Regions from separate parts of the Homo sapiens genome. Here region 2 is linked to region 1. A link is an interaction called in ENCODE POLR2A ChIA-PET data of the cell type or tissue named here. Cell type or tissue: PC-9. All regions are shown on one strand. Each heading gives the region's core, and the rest is flanking DNA. Links, peaks and the distances in the headings are about the cores only. Region 1 overlaps CILP (cartilage intermediate layer protein). Region 2 overlaps CLPX (caseinolytic mitochondrial matrix peptidase chaperone subunit X).

The links. ChIA-PET counts read pairs that join two places held together with the same protein. Peaks named below come from ENCODE experiments on the same cell type or tissue, not always from the same donor. Only the 100,000 strongest peaks of a DNase experiment are listed, where the experiment ranks them.
Region 2: POLR2A ChIA-PET joins it to region 1 with 11 read pairs; 2 of 35 experiments call an interaction of 5 or more read pairs at or near these places.

Annotation. Positions count from the first base shown.
Region 1 is chr15:65,199,325-65,204,703 of GRCh38, reverse strand. It overlaps CILP (cartilage intermediate layer protein), which reads left to right. Exons shown (of 9, transcript NM_003613.4): 6 at 122-436; 7 at 1,234-1,342; 8 at 2,675-2,832. Among named protein-coding and RNA genes, the nearest start is that of CILP, 9.5 kb to the left of the region's middle. In PC-9, for the core only: no CTCF peak of the experiment used is centred there; a DNase peak (open chromatin) is centred at 2,573.
Region 2 is chr15:65,146,464-65,151,842 of GRCh38, reverse strand. CLPX (caseinolytic mitochondrial matrix peptidase chaperone subunit X) reads left to right here. Exons shown (of 14, transcript NM_006660.5): 14 at 930-3,624. The coding sequence ends at 1,020. Among named protein-coding and RNA genes, the nearest start is that of PDCD7, 15 kb to the right of the region's middle. In PC-9, for the core only: no CTCF peak of the experiment used is centred there; no DNase peak of the experiment used is centred there.

The sequences.
Region 1 (5,379 bases), core at 157-5,156:
GTCATGCAGGCTGATAAGGGAGGGTAGCAAAGGCCAAGGAGGAGAGGAAGTGATCTGTGATGTGGCTGAAGGAATGCCAGAATCCATAGAATCCCTGCTGATATGGCCCCTTGTTCCACAGCCTGTGACCTGACCTGCCCAATGGGCCAGGTGAATGCTGACTGTGATGCCTGCATGTGCCAGGACTTCATGCTTCATGGGGCTGTCTCCCTTCCCGGAGGTGCCCCAGCCTCAGGGGCTGCTATCTACCTCCTGACCAAGACGCCGAAGCTGCTGACCCAGACAGACAGTGATGGGAGATTCCGAATCCCTGGCTTGTGCCCTGATGGCAAAAGCATCCTGAAGATCACAAAGGTCAAGTTTGCCCCCATTGTACTCACAATGCCCAAGACTAGCCTGAAGGCAGCCACCATCAAGGCAGAGTTTGTGAGGGCAGGTAACTAAATTCTTTGGGGTAGGGCTGGTGAGAAGGTCCAGATTTTTAAATAAAGGGATTATAGTGCTAAAAGCTGGCTTCCCAGCTAACTTGGAGTAAAACCCCGAATCCTTACCATGGCCCACATGGCACTATATTATCTGGCCCTCCATTTCTTCTCTGCTCTCCTCTCCTGTTACTCGCTCTACACCAAATCACTCTACTCCAACTGCAATGGGCTCCTATCTGTTCCTCAAACACACAGGCACATTCCTGCCTCAGGGCCTTCGTGCTTGCTGCATGTATTCTGTTTAGAATGTTCTTCCCATAGATATTGGCGTGGCTTGCTCCCTCAAATGTATGAGGTCTTCCCTGGCCACCTTATCTAACGGTCAATACAATATAGTGTGCGGTTTGCAGGTCACAGAGAGAAAGGCTTGGGAAGTTCAGAAATGGTGCAGGATGGCCAGAAAATTCTGCCAGGGGCAGCAGAACATGAATATTGCACTATTTAAAACAGTCAGTTCTGTCCCAAAGGTAGTGCTTGGAATCTTGGCTGACACAAGGTCCCCTTGTTTCACCACTGACCCACCCAGATGCTGCTTGACAGGCCATGGGAGAGGTCCCAGGATTGGGGGTGTGGAAGGATAGACTCCACTCTGAACCAATTCCCTTAGGACCAATGGAGATGGGCTGGGGGTAGGGGTGAAGCCTTATAATTTTCACAACATCAAAGACCCTGAGGGAGCTAGGCTCTGTAGAACCTGTCACACACACACACAAAAACCCAAAATGCTATTTCTCATTTTCTGTCCCAGAGACTCCATACATGGTGATGAACCCTGAGACAAAAGCACGGAGAGCTGGGCAGAGCGTGTCTCTGTGCTGTAAGGCCACAGGGAAGCCCAGGCCAGACAAGTATTTTTGGTGCGTATTCTGCTAGCTACCCTGCCCAATTCTCCTCCTGGAAACCAGAGCTTCTTGCATTGGGTCTGGACTTATTAATAAGAACAATAACCAACAGAATAAAGTTACAAGTAAGACAGTGGTACAGAGCCCGGATGTTGGGACTTACAAATGGGAGCCATGGGGTTGGGAGCCAGACAACCAGCAAGCTCTCTCATTGTACCCTCAAAGCTGGGGGAACCCTTTGGCCGGGCACAGTAGCTCACGCCTGTAATCCCAGCACTTCGGGAGGCTGTGGCAGGTGGATTGCTTGAGCCCAGGAGCTCGAGACCAGCCTGGACAACATAGTAAAGCCCTGTCTCTATAAAAAATGCAAAAAATTAGCCAGGTTTGCAGGCTTGTGTTTCTAGTACCAGCTACTCGGCAGGATGAGGTAGGAGGATCGCTTGAGTCCAGGAGGCGGAGGTTGCAGTGAGCTGTGATCACACCACTGCACTCCAGCCTGAGTGACAGTGTGTGATCTTGTCTCAAAAAAAAAAAAAAAAAAAGCTGTGGTCCCCTGGAGCATCTCTGGTCTTGGGGTCCAGACTTGTATATCATCAGGACACAGAACAAAGTTCCTAGGTCCTGCTTTTCCCAATAAAAGCAAACAAGGGGCCAGGCATGGTGTCTCATGCCTGTAATTCCAGCACTTTGGGAGGCCGAGGAGGGTGGGTCACTTGAGGTCAGGAGTTCGAGACCAGTCTGGCCAACATGGTGAAACCCCATATCTACTAAAAATACAAAAATTAGCTGGGCGTGGTGGTGCATGCCTGTAATCCCAGCTACTCGAGAGGCTAAGGCAGGAGAATCGCTTGAACCTGGGAGACGGAGGTTGCAGTGAGTCAAGATCATGCCACTGTACTCTAGCCTAGGCGACAGAGCAAGACTCCATCTCAGGAAAAAAAAAAAATGCAAACAAGGGCAGAATCCCTTATGGCTGTGAGTCCTTTATCCTTCACAAACATTTTATAGCCACTTTCTTATTTGACCCATCCAACAGTCCTGTGAAGTCAGCTAGAAGTCATTGCTGACATTTTATAGACCAGAAAGCTGAAGTACAGATTGGTGAGATGGGGTGGGGGAGGTTGTCCAAGCATCCCCAGCCAGGTACGTGGTAGGGCTGGGACTTAGAACCAAGCTCCTTGTTTCCCAGGCCAATTAGTGCTCTTGGATGAGCCAAGTCAAAGGTGATATTGACATTTGTGGGAACCCATTCATCATCTGTCTCCTTGGCTGCCTGCTCCTGGCACTTTTCTAGGAATACCTGCCCTCCCACTGCCCATTCAGGTTCTACCTCTCCATCCCTTGCAGGTATCATAATGACACATTGCTGGATCCTTCCCTCTACAAGCATGAGAGCAAGCTGGTGCTGAGGAAACTGCAGCAGCACCAGGCTGGGGAGTACTTTTGCAAGGCCCAGAGTGATGCTGGGGCTGTGAAGTCCAAGGTTGCCCAGCTGATTGTCATAGGTAAGCCTGTCTGGGTCCCTGGGGCCCCTGGGTCTGCAACAGGGTTGGCTGAGCACCCAGGTGGGCATAACTATGCAGTAATAGCTAAGGCTTTTCTTTTTTCTTTTCTTTTCTTTCTTTCTTTTTTTTTTTTTTTTTTTTTTGAGATGGAGTCTCGCTGTGTCACCCAGGCTGGAGTGCAGTGGCACCATCTCAGCTCACTTCAACCTCTGCCTCCCAGGTTCAAGTGATTCTCCTGCCTCAGCCTCCTGAATAGCTGGGATTACAGGCGTGCACCACCACATCTGGCTAATTTTTATATTTTTAGTAGAGATGGTGTTTCGCCATGTTGGCCAGGCTGGTCTTGAACTCCTGACCCCCACCACCTCTTTCGTCCTCCCAAAGTGCTGGGATTACATGCATGAACCACCGTGCCTGGCCAAGCTCAGGCTTTTCTGTACTGTGCACAGTGCCAGGACCTCTAGGACATAACGATGGTACAGATCTGAATCCTACCACCATGGAGCCATCATTTGAGGAGGAGTGAAGACATGTAAATAAGCGACAAACAAGATAGAAAAATGCAGCTAAGGCCAGGTGTGGCGGCTCACACCTGTAATCCCAGCACTTTGGGAGGCCAAGGTGGATGGATCACCTCAGGTTTGGAGTTCGAGACCAGCCTGGACAACATGGTGAAACCCTGTGTCTACTAAAAATACAAAAATTAGCCAGGCATGGTGGCGTGCGCCTGTAATCCCAGCTACTCAGGAGGCTGAGGTAGTAGAATCGCTTGAACTCAGGAGGCAGAGGTTGCAGTGAGCCGAGTTCACGCCACTGCACTCCAGCCTGGGAAACAGAGCAAGACTCTGTCTCAAAAAAAAAAGAAGAAGAAGAAAAGAAAAATGCAGCTAAAATAGGAGACAAGGGGCTGTGGACTCTAATAGATGGTAGATACCTCCCAGGTGGGAGTGACCATGGATGGCTACTTGAGGGAGCAGCTTTCCAGCTGGGGCTTAAGTAATGGTTCTCAGCTTTGGCTGCCCATTGGTATGACCTGACTGGGTTTGAAAAAATACTGATGCCTCAGTCTTACCTCCAGAGAGTCTGACTTAATTGGTCTGAGATGTGGCCTGGGCATGCATAGTTTAAAACCTCCCCATGTGATTCCAATTTGCAACCAAGGTTAGAACCCCTGGTCTTAAAGAATGGGCAGGGATTGTGTATGTGGAGGTGAGGGTGTTCCAGATTGAGGGGCCAGCATGGGTAAAGATATAGAAGTGGGAACTGAGGGGGCTTTACAAGAAAGGGTGATCTAGAGCTGGCTTCAAGAACAGAACTGGATGGGGAGAGATTAGAGGCCAAAGACCAATCAGGGGCCTGTCTTTGGAAAATGAGTAGGAAGGAAGATAGCTTGGTAATTGGCCTAAACAAAACAAAACGCAGAGAAGGACAGAATGTATTGGAAGGATCCTGGACTACTTTAGACTCTTAAAAAGTTGAGCAACAGACCTCAGGGCAGACAAGACACACAGTACTCTGGACATTGGCAGAGATATGGAGCCCTCAGCAGTGGTCCCAACCCATCACACCAAGGCTCCCTCTTTGCTACAGGAATTTTTAATACTACTTTATTATTCTGAAGTTACATTTATAGATAACTACCTATAATTTCCAAATGTATATGTGCATGGTCCTAACTATAAAACAAAGGATAAATTTTTTAAATTTTAATACAAAATAGTGTGTATTCCCATATCTAAATGCTTTGGCACATTGACACGAGAAGACAAACCAAGAAGTTAACTACTTGCATTTAAATCCAGGGTCACCATAAACATGACCGCTACAAGTGCTGATGGATACAGAGGTATCATTCTGGCATTCACAGTCCTTGGGTAATGGTGTTGTAGAAACGTGATTTTCCTGAGACGAGGAACAATTCTTGGTATTGTTCTGAGCTAAACAAAGTATAATCTTAGCTCAATTTATATGGTAGTTGCATTCTTGAAAAATTCAGTATATGGTTAAAGCCATGTAAAAGATACTAGGCTCTGATCTTTTAATTTGTTTTAGACAGGGTCTTGCTCTGTCGCCCAGGCTGGAGGGTAGTGGCACACTCACGGCTAACTGCAGCATTGACTTTCCAGGCTCAAGCAATCCTCCCACCTCAGCCTCCTGAGTAGCTGGGACTACAGGCGTGTGCCACCATGCCCAGCTGATTTTTGTATTTTTTGTAGAGACAGGGTTTCATCATGTTGCCCTGGCTGGTCTCGAACTCCTAGGCTCAAGCAACCCACCCACCTTGGCCTCCCAAATTGTTGGGATAACAGGTGTGAGCCACTGCATCCGGCCAAAGCTCTGATCACTTTAAACAGGTTTTCTACCTACATGAATGAGTGGTGGGATATGTGAAAGTTGTTCAGAACACAGAGATTCTTTATGCAGAACAGTGCCAGGCATTGCAGGACATAGAACATCAATGGCCCCTACCCACAATATGCCAGTAGCATCCCCAATTTTGGAGATAACCCAAAACACCTTCATAAATTTTCAAGACCCCTCCATTGA
Region 2 (5,379 bases), core at 1-5,000, 53 kb after region 1:
AATGTTACCTACACAAAAGCTAGGTTTCTGTTTAACTCAAATCATAAGGTATGTTATGTTTTATGTTTGCTTGTGTTCCAAGATAACTTTAGAGGCAGTTGATGTGTTTTGAACAACCTTAGTTATCCAGAGAGATATAATCTTTTATTTTTATTGTTTAATGACATTGACGTATGGCTTTTAAAGGAATTGTGGTGACCTGAATTATCATTTTTACTAGTTCGAGACAAGACGGATGTGATCAGAAATAGCTTCTTTACCATATACATATGCTAAGTTCCAGCATTTGAGTTGAAATAACAGATGATACTTTCTTGGAGAAGAGGATTTTTTAAGCCTTCACAATTGAAGCCATATTGTCCTTTTTTTTTTTTTTTTTTTTTTTTCTCCCAGTAATAAATTTGTCAGGGAAAATGCTGGGAAGTTTATTTGCAACTCTTGGTTGTATAGTCTGTTTCCCATATTACTAAGCAATCTTTTTTTTTTTTTTTTTTTTTTGAGACTCAGTCTTGCTCTGTCGCCCAGACTGGAGTGCAGTGGTATGATTTCGGCTTACTGCAACCTCCACTTCCTGGGTTCAAGCGATTCCCTTGCCTCAGCCTCCTGAGTAGCTGGGACTACAGGTGTGTGCCACCACACCCGGCTAATTTTTGTATTTTTAGTAGAGATGGGGTTTCAACATGTTGGCCAGGCAGGTCTCGAACTCCTGACCTCAAGTGATCAGCCCTCCTCGGCCTTCCAAAATGCTGGGATTACAGATGTGAGCCACTGTGTCCGGCCTAAGCCGTCTTAATATTAAAAGTGCTCCTAATATTTTCTATTATCGTGGCTTTCTTAGCTAGGAGAGGTTACTTTGCTGTTTTGATTTTAAAGATCATGTTTACCTCCATTTTTTATTTTAAAAAAACAAACATGGCTTTTCATTGTAGGGCTCCAACAAAAGAATCCTCTGAAGAGGAGTATGACTCTGGAGTTGAAGAAGAAGGATGGCCCCGCCAAGCAGATGCTGCAAACAGCTAAACTGTCATATTGCTGTCTTGTATATACAGCTTTTCCTTCTTTTGTTTAGGATCATAATTGTCTCTACAGTCTGATATTAAAGGCATTGGATCTATCTTGGATATCATACATGGTCAGAGAAGCCTTTAGGAGAAGAATCAGATCATGTATATAATTGTAACATCACATTGATTTTACGGAAGATGTTATATGGACTTTAATGACACAATGTTTAGAGATAAAATGTACATTATTTTGGTTCAGTTTTTTAAAAAAAATATGCTTTAACAAAATTCTTAGGAATTCTTTTAAGCAATGCAGGTATTGCGATAACTGTAGATTTTACAATAATGTTACTCTACAAATGGGAAAATAAATTCTTTAAAATTGAATATTGAGATACCATTCTTTAGTGTTACCTTTTTTACCCACATGTGTTTCTGAAAATATTGGAATTTTATTCATCTTAAAAATTGGACCAGGTAGGCCGGGCGTGGTGGCTCACGCCTGTAATCCCAGCACTTTGGGAGGCCAAGGCGGGTGGATCACGAGGTCAGGAGTTCAAGACCAGCCTGGCCAAGATGGTGAAACCCCATCTCTACTAAAAATATGAAAAATTAGCTGGGTGCCGTGGCAGGTGCCTGTAATCCCAGCTACTCGGGAGGCTGAGGCAGGAGAATCGCTTGAACTCGGAGGGCAGAGTTTACAGTGAGCTGAGGTTGTGCCACTGCACTCCAGCCTGGGCGACAAAGTGAGACTCCGTCTCAGGGCGAAAACAAAAAATTGGACCAGGTAGTTTTCAAGTAGTTAAACATTTCATTGAAAAATACCCTGAAGAACTATATTTTGATAATTGGTTTAGCTGTATTCCTAGTCTTATCTGCTAATGCATGACACTAACTTCCCAATTGGTTCTGTAAAAAAGGCCATTTTCTTACCAAGTTGTCTGATTTATTTACCATCTTTTTTTTTTTTTTTTTTTTAATTGAGCGGAGTCTCACGCTGTCCCAAGCTGAAGTGCAGTGGTGCGATCTTGGCTCACTGCAACCTCCGCCTCCCAGGTTCAAGCAATTTTCCTGCCTCAGCCTTCCAAGTAGCTGGGATTATAGGCACGCACCACCACACCTGGCTAATTTTTGTATTTTTAGTAGAGACAGGGTTTCACCCTGTTGGCCAGGCTAGTCTGTAACTCCTGACCTTGTGATCTGCTGGCCTCAGCCTCCCAAAGTGCTGGGATTGCAGGCGTAAGCCACCACACCCGGCCTTATTTACCATCTTTAATCCATTTTAGTACTATGGGTGAGTACATGGAATTGAAGTCTGGCTTAAATCTTCAGAAAGTTATATATCTATTTTATTTTATTTTTTTGAGACAGAGTCTCGCTGTGTCACCCAGGCTGGAGTACAGTGCCACAATCTTGGCTCACTGCAACCTCTGAGTCCCAGGTTCAAGCGATACTCATGCCTCAGCCTCCTGAGTAGCTGGGACTACAGGCGTGCACCACCACACCTGGCTAATTTTTTGTATTTTTAGTAGAGACGGGGTTTCGCCATGTTGCCCAGGCTGGTCTCTCCTGAGCTCAGGCAATCGGCCACCTTGGCCTCTGAAAGTGCTAGAATTACGGGCATGAGCCACCGCATCCAGCCAGAAAGATACATATCTAATTCTAGAAATAGCATGCAGTATCAGTCATAGTAACAGCCATGTGCTGACCTAAATAAAATTTCTTGATATTGTGTATTTAACCTGAAGTATTGAGCTAGTTTTTTTGTTTTGTTTTTTGGTGCTGAACATTTTGGTCTAATTCTTTGGCTTCTTAGAACATTTTAAAAAATCTATGTTTTGCTATCAGCCAAAGTAAATGTGTTCACACTAACATATAAGTTACTAACCTTCATTATACAGCAAAGCTAAAAAGTGGTGGGATATTTGGGGTCTTAATGAAAATTGTATCATTTAATTCCATAAATATTAAAATATTTGGGTACCTTTTAAGCTTTTTTTCTTTCCTTCTATAATGGTGGTACAAGTTCTATATTCATTCAGTTTAATCTCATTTGAAATTGTTTAAATCAGAGTACATGTAAATATTTGTGGGTTTTTTTTTTTGGTTTATAGACTCGAGCTTTCCTTTTACACAGTTTTTTTTAGGGAAAAACTAAAGCTATTAGGAAATTCTAAATCTTGTTGATGAAGAGTTGGGCTTTCTTTGATATAATTAATAAAAGGGATGTATGGTATTTATGGCTGGGTAGGACCAGAAATGCACTTTGTATTACAGAGTGTTAAGGCTGGTTGCTATAGTATGGAACAGAAACACCTCTCCTTGGTCTCCCTAGTAATGGTTCAAGTTCTTCCCAGGAAGTCTTACATATTATAACTTTGTTCATTATCTTTCCCTTATAGCATCATTTTCCTTTTTGTAGAGTGGAAATCAGACTAGCTGCTAAACATATTAAGGTTAATCCTCCAGAAATGTACTGGGGAGGCATTTTAGTCACAACAACTTACATTTGGCTTTGGAAGTTGTTAACAAAGCATAGTCGATGTTTTTAAATCAAACATAATTTGTATCTTGGAACTTACATTTTGACATTTGAATAAAACAAAAAGACTAAATGAAAGCCAACGTGGTGGTGTGTCCATACAGCAATGGTGCAGGAGCACTCTGCATTGACAACAACAAGCACAGCCAAACAGTGCCATTTTTAAAAGGGCACAGATGTCATATGAGCTGCTTCATTCTAGGGATTGATTAATCCTTGGCACTTCCATATCAGATAAATTCTAGCTGTAGATTCCACAGACAATGTCTGTTAAACATTTATCAAAAATCCTTACTTAAATGTCCCGCTTGACACTAGGGACACAGGCCAAGTTTTTCAGGAATCTTACTAGTCTTGTAGGGGAAACAAATACAAACTAAAGTGTATTTTAATAGTGGAAGTGAGATAGGTACCAGGTGTGGTGACATAGAAAGTGATGGCCTAGATAAGTCTGGAAGAACAAGTAGAAATTTGCCAGAAAAGAATAATGAGAACTAAATCAAAATCTCAGAAGTGTAAAACAACAACTAGGAAGCTGTAGGAGGTAAGAAATAAGCAACAACTGTAACTTCTTGTTAATACTCTGAAATGACCATTTAATATTCTCCTCTCCATCTAGCTAAGGATCTTGCTTCACATTTCATTGAAAAACCATTGATGGAATTCATCATCCCACCATCTATAAATCTATCTACTCCATCACTCAACCTTTCTCTCTAGTTACAACTGAAGTATCCCTCCTACAAAACTCAGTCACTCCCCACATGCTCTGGGTCTCATCATCCCCTCTCATTTCTCAAGGCCTTTAATTCTTTTGATCATGTCTCTACTATAGTATCTGTGTCCTTCCTTCTGAATTATTCCCAGTGGCATCCAAACACTGCTTAGTATTTCCTGTCCTATAGCAAATCTCCCAAGCTTATTTACGTATCTTTCCAACTACACCATAAGTTCCACAAAGATGGTGACCCAGCCTGTTTTGTTAACTATAACCAGCACCTACCATAGTGCTACATACATCTGGTACCCCATACATTTTTAAAGAAATAATGGAATGGCCAGGCATGGTGGCTCATGCCTGTAATCCCAGCACTTTGGGAGGATGAGGCGGGTGGATCACCTGAGGTCAGGAGTTCGAGACCAGCCTGGCCAAACGTGATGAAACCCCATCTCTACTAAAAGTACAAAAATTAGCCGGGCATGGTGGGGGGCACCTGTAATCCTAGCTACTCAGGAGGCTGAGGACAGAGGATCACTTGAGTCTGGGAGGTGGAGGTTGCAGTGAGTTGAGATCACGCCACTGCACTCCAGCCTGGGTGACAAGAGCGAGACTCTGTTTCAAAAAAACAAAAAAGAATGGAATGTCTTGTATGCCAGGTTAAATTGTAAGTTTTTACAGAAGGTAGTGGGGGGTTATTGAAAGTTTTAGCAGGGGAGTTGAACATGATCAGATGTCCCTTTTAAATTGTTGGGGGCAGGCTCAGGAAAATGAATGGAAGGAAACGTGACTGGAGGCCTACTTAAAAACATTTCTTCAGCACTTGCCCTTCTATCTCCTAGTTCAACAATTTCCTCCACTTTTTGAGGTTAGTTCTCATCAGCATACAAACAAAACAACTTCCTTGAACCCAAATCCTCTCCACCTGTTGCCCAGCTGCTTCTCTTCTGCAGCACAACTAAAAGTTGGTCTTGCATTTTTCCAATTCCCTTCTGAGATTTGACTCTTCTTTTTAAGAGATGGGAGCGGGGAGGGTGCGGTCTCACTCGCCCAGGCTGGAGTGCAGTTGGCACTATCATGGATCACAACATCCTTGAACTCCTGGGCTCAAGCCA